2 separate regions of the Homo sapiens genome follow, and region 1 is linked to region 2. The links are chromatin loops, found by intact Hi-C in ENCODE. Cell type or tissue: GM12878. All regions are shown on one strand. Each heading gives the region's core, and the rest is flanking DNA. Links, peaks and the distances in the headings are about the cores only. Region 1 has its middle 110 kb from the start of LINC00593. Region 2 has its middle 13 kb from the start of LINC02896.

The links. Peaks named below come from ENCODE experiments on the same cell type or tissue, not always from the same donor. Only the 100,000 strongest peaks of a DNase experiment are listed, where the experiment ranks them.
Region 1: a loop joins it to region 2, with 5 times the contacts of the local background. A loop is called at or near these places in 18 of 110 quality-filtered maps.

Annotation. Positions count from the first base shown.
Region 1 is chr15:69,720,125-69,723,038 of GRCh38, forward strand. No RefSeq gene overlaps it. Among named protein-coding and RNA genes, the nearest start is that of LINC00593, 110 kb to the right of the region's middle. In GM12878, for the core only: no CTCF peak of the experiment used is centred there; a DNase peak (open chromatin) is centred at 1,459.
Region 2 is chr15:69,474,498-69,477,411 of GRCh38, forward strand. No RefSeq gene overlaps it. Among named protein-coding and RNA genes, the nearest start is that of LINC02896, 13 kb to the left of the region's middle. In GM12878, for the core only: a CTCF peak has its summit at 1,457 (motif pointing right); no DNase peak of the experiment used is centred there.

The sequences.
Region 1 (2,914 bases), core at 89-2,588, 250 kb after region 2:
TTCCACTTTTGTGTGTAATGTTGATTGTGGACAGATATTATAGGGACAGGCTGACTCTGAACTGCCTTGAAGACAAGAAGGATTTTCTTGGGAAAAGCAATGGACTGGGAGACAGAGAGTCCTGCAATACAGGCCCTGAATCTTTTTCTGACCCACTTCATTACCAAGAAACCTCAGTTTCCTCATCTGAAAGTATGAGGAAAGATGTTGATCTGGTCTACCATGAAGAATTTCTGTGAGGACCCAATGCGAGGATGGGGTGCACATATTTTGAAAACCAATAAAAAGCTGTAAAGAACTATAAAAAGCTGGGGTTCTTGTTTCAATTAAGAATGCATTTTGCTAGGCCAGGCACAGTGGCTCACACCCGTAAATACCAGCACCTTGGGAGGTCAAGGTGGGTGGACCACCTGAGGTCAGGATTTCAAGACCAGCCTGAACAATATGGTGAAATGCTGTCTCTACTAAAAATACAAAAATTACGTGGGTGTGGTGGTGGGCACCTGTAGTCCCAGCTACTCGGGAGGCTGAGACAGGAGAATTGCTTGAACTTAGGAGGTGGAGGTTGCAGTGAGCTGAGATTGCACCACTGCACTCCTGCCTTGGCGACAGAGTGAGAATGCATTTAGCTGCAAGTAACAGAGCAGCCAGCTACAGTGGTTTTAACAGATGATGCTCTGATTTTCCTATGACATAAGAAGTGCAGGGTGGGTAGTACAGGGCAGGAGAGGATGATTTAACAATGTTAATGGGGGCCTAGCCCTTTTCCCCTCTGTTCAAATTCCATCCTCACACATGCTACCTTATATGCACAAGATGGATACTGCCCCTCCAGGCTTTACGTTCCAGTTGCAGGTGGGAAAAAGAAGGGAGAAGGAGGAAGAGTTGGTACCTACATTACGAATGCAAAAGTTTTCTTAGAAATCCAATAACTGTAATATTGGCCAGAACTGTAATCAAATGGTCACCCTCTAGGTACAAGGGAGGCTGGAAGAATGAACATTTTTGGCTGGGCACACCACTAAACAAATCCAGGGTTTTGATGGAAAGGAAGGGGTGGGGATGGATTGCAGGTGACAGCTGGTGGTGCCTACCACAAGCTCCAATACCAAGATGGGCACTGAATTCACAGGGATCTTTTAAATTTAGTTTCTGGATTTGAGTGAAAGCAAATTGGGTTGCCTCATCCTTCGAAGGAAAAGTGGATCCATAGTATTCTACTGTCAGAAAGGGAAATAGAGTCACCTTGAAGACAAGAGGTGAGAGAGTGCTGCAGGTCTGGAGGGCCAAGTGGATAGAAGCTCAGCATGACCTCCCTCTCTCTGTCTCCCCTTTGTTCACTTTCATTAGTCCCGTTCACTTGGGCTGGGAGAGCTGGATCCGGGGAGCTCATTAATAGCCTCTGGGTTTGTGTGTGTCTCCACCCGAAGAAGTCTAACCACAGACTTCCTCTTGACTCTTGGCAACAGGGAGAAAACAAAACCACAGCAGCTTTCATTGCTGAAAAAGACAAAACTGACTCGTTTGCTTAATAAGCCCAGACGGAGGAACTTTATTTCTGGGAGGAAGTGCTGAAGACTCCGGTACAGGCCGGGTGCGGTGGCTCACGCCTGTAATCCTAGCGCTTTGAGAGGCCAAGGCGGATGGATCACGAGGTCAGGAGATCGAGACCATCCTGGCTAACACAGTGAAACCCCGTCTCTACTAAAAATACAAAAACATTAGCCAGGCATGGTGGCGGGCGTCTGTAGTCCCAGCTACTCGGGAGGCTGAGGCAGGAGAATGGCGTGAACCCGGGAGGCGGAGCTTGCAGTGAGCCGAGATCGGGCCACTGCACTCCAGCCTGGGCGACAGAGCGAGACTCGGTCCCAAAAAAAAAAAAAGACTTCAGTACAAGGAGTCGTGGTTGCGCCGTGAAATTGCCAGACTCTGCGATGAGACATCCTGGGTTGACAGTTTAGAGGTTGAGAGATTGGTGGGAGGAGGCCACGAGTCCAGGGCTCAGTAGGACTACGGGGCAGAAGCCTGTGCTGCAGATAGGTGGGACTTTGCAAAATGGATCTGCTTGGGGAAACTGAGGCCTCCTCCCACCTCCGACAACATCCAGACCTCTTTTGCCACTTCTGGTTTCCAAAAATCCATTTATGTATTTATTTTCCCTTTTTCTTATTTTCCCTTATTAAATTCATCTATTGATTAATTCCCATTTCATACTTTCTTTTTTTGTTTGCTTGTATTTCTAATTTCTTACGATGTATAGTCAGTGCTTTTATTTTGGTCTTTCTTCTTTAATAAGAAAGCCATTTCAGGCAATGTATTTTCCCGTGTTAAGCTTTTTTCAAGATCTCATAGGTTTTGAAATAAAATGTTCCCCTTTCCATCGGTTTCTAGATGGGTTTTAATTTCATTTTAATGTTTCCTTTGATCCATGGGTTACCTAGAAGTACGTTTATTAATTTCCAAGTAGTTAAAAATATTTTCAGCCACATTATTGTTTTCTTTTTAATTTAACATTATGGGGTTATAGTAAGAGATTGTGGCCTGTAAAATCTTTAATTTTAAATTAATTTTTTTTCTTTGTTTCTAAGTATGTGTTCAGACTTTATAAATGTTCTATGGGGCAGGAAAAGCTGAGCTGGTTGGATTCATGCAGGAAAGAATGGAATTCTAAAATGTGCTAGCTCTGAAGACATACTACCCTGTTTCCAATCTGGCTTCTACCCCTTTCCAGCTGTGTGTCCTCGGATGAAACACAGAATTTTCTGAGCTTTATTTTCCATTTAAAAAATGGGAACAATAAGAATATCCAGTTTCCAGTATTGCCGTGAAGATTAAATGAAATTACTTACTTAAAAATACCTAGAATACTGCCTGGTGTGGATTAAAAAAACTCACCAAAGAGAAATATTGCTAT
Region 2 (2,914 bases), core at 228-2,727:
AAGGAGGATTGTTTTTTAATGACTGTCTCCAAAGGAAGTTGTGATTCAGCCTCCTGAGAAGATGTGATATCAGCAGGAATCCCCACTCCTCGTGAGAGCCCCAGAATTGTCTTGAGCCCTAAGACAAGGATATAAATTTAGGGAAGTCATCATAGACAATTTTGCTCTCAAACTCAGGGTGCTTGACTGGGCACAGTGGCACACACCTGTAGTCCCAGCAATTCGGAAGATCAAGGCGGGAGGAACGCTTGCGCCTAGGAGGTCAAGACTGCAGTGAGCTGTGTTTGCACCACTGCACTCTAGCCTGGGTGACAGAGCAAGACCCTGTCTATAAATAAAACAAAACAAAAAGCCACCCAGGGTGCCACCATCCGCAGCCCCATGTCAGGTTCAGATCCCATCCCTCCCTCCCAGCCTGCATTTCCAGAGGCCGTCTTGACTCCTTGACTGAGACAGCATCCACCTTTCTGCTCTCTGCCTGTTTCTCACAGATGGGGAGGGCTGAGCTCAGGGGCCGACTTTGAGCCACTGTCCCTGGGGCTCTGTCCTTGTCCTGAGCTACCCCTCAGTTCCAGCTGCAGATCTAGAGCTGCACCCTGAGTCAGCAGTGGGACCTGAGTCTCAAAACGGCAGAGGAGTCCTGGCTGTCTGCTGAGGTAGTGCATGAGGAAATGGATTCCTCGTGCTGGCTGGGTGGCCTCTGGCCTGTCATTTGTCCTCTTTGGACCCGTGCTTCTCACAGCATAGTCTGTGGACTGCATTGGCTCTCAAAATATTGTTACTTGTCTATATGGAGACAGGTACAGTAAGTACCTGCTGAGAATGTAAGAGTAAACATAGAGACTTTTGGCAGGGTGCAGTGGCCCAAGCCTGTAATCCTGGCACTTTGGCAGGCCAAGAGGAGAGGATCGCTTGAAGCCAGGAGTATGAGACCAGCCTGGGCAACATGGTGGAATCCTATCTCTACAAAAAAATACAAAAAATAGTCAGGTGTGGTGGTACACGCTACTCAGGAGGCTTAGGTGGGAGGATGCCCTGGGTGGGGAAATGGGGAGAGATGTTGGTCAAAGGGTAAAAGTTTCAGTTAGACAGAAGGAATACCTTTTTTGAGGTCTATTGCACAGCATGGTGACTATCCTTAATAATAATGTATTGTATATTTCAAAATTGCTAACAGTGTACATTTCAAATGTTCTTACCACAAAAATGGTAAGCGAGATGATGGATTTGTTAAAATTAGCTAGACTTTATCATTCCACATTGTATACATATATCAAACATCACATAAGACCACATAAATGTATGCAATTAATAATAAAAAATTATAAACAGGAACAAAAGACCAGTGGCAACCTGGTCCTTCTTCAGAGAGGGCTTGGGAAGTCCTGCCTCCACCCGCTTTCCAGTGGGGTGAAAGGGAGGTGAGCCTTGCAGTTCTCCTTTGGGGCAGGAGGGGGCGGCAGATACACGGGTAATCCATCTTTCCCTGCAGGACCGGTTCCTTCATTCTTCAAGCATCCTCCATTTGGCACCTTCTGGATGCTGGGGACACAAGGAGAAAGAGAGGCTTTCTCCTTCTTCCTGTTTTGCCTCAGTCCAGGGCAAAGCCACCAGGGAGAGTGTCCAGGAGAGCTGTCTACATGGAGATGACACAAAACGTGACCCCTGCCAGGGGCTCTTCTCCCAGGAGGTGTAGCTGCGTGGCTTGAGTGTATAGCAGAGGCCTGAGTTGGGCTTTCTGGGTTCGAATCCTGGCTCCTTCTCTAGTTGCTGTGAGACGTAGGAAAGGCTTTGGAGTCACCCCCAAGCCCAGCTTCTTCAAGTGTAAAGGGGGCATGTTAATGGTAGCTGCCCTACAAGGGTATTGGGGGATTAAAGGATAATTCTTTTTTTTTTTTTTTTTTTTTTGAGATGGAGTTTCACTCTTGTTGCCCAGGCTGGAGTGCAATGGTGCATTCTTGGCTCACAGCAACCTCCGCCTCTCAGGTTCAAGTGATTCTCCCACCTCAGCCTCCCAAGTAGCTGGGATTACAGGTGCATGCCACCATGCCTGGCTACTTTTTTTGTATTTTTAGAAGAGACGGGGTTTCACCATGTTGGTCAGGCTGGTCTCAAAGTCCTGACCTCAGGTGATCTGCCCGCCTCGGCATCCCAAAGTGCTGGGTGTGAGCCACTGCGCCCGGCAGGAGATAATTCTTATAGAGCACTTAATACTGTGCCTGGCCTGTACAGACACCTGCCCAAGCAATGTGTTCATTATTTTTGACAGTCTCATCCTGTCTTGCTTTCTCTCAGCTCCTGTGAGGTTGAGAAATGTCACTCTTCTTTGATAGGCACTTTTCCTGAGGGCAGCCAGTTCCGCCAGTCACTCTGACTGTTGGACCCTTTGACATAGTGAGATTTGGCTCAGTCCTCACCTCCTCCAGGAAGTCTGCCGAGATGATCCCAAGTCCTAAGAGCCTCCTCACTGTAGCCTCGTTTTTTCAATGATTAATTCCTAATTTGTCTAATTTCTTCCTCCTGCATGTCACCCCAGCCCTGCACAGACTCTGCACGTTCCATAGTGTACAAGGCATTGTCCTAGCCATCTTGCTGCCAGAAGACACTGTGAGGGTTGCAAGCCTGGCACCGGGAGCCAGCCTGCCTGGGTTGGAATTCTGGCTCCACCTCTGGCCAGCTGTGTGGCTTTGGGCAAGTTGTTTGACTCCTCTGGGCACCCAGCCCTTGGTTTCCCTGTTCTATCTTGCATATTACTGTGATATGAGTGAAGTAATGCAGGTGAAGGCCAGGTACCCGCATTGAGCAAGTGCCCAATAATCCCAGCACTTTGGGAGGCCGAGGTGGGCGGATCACTTGAGGTAAGGTGTTTCAGACCAGCCTGCCCAACATGGTGAAACCCCATCTGTACTAAAAA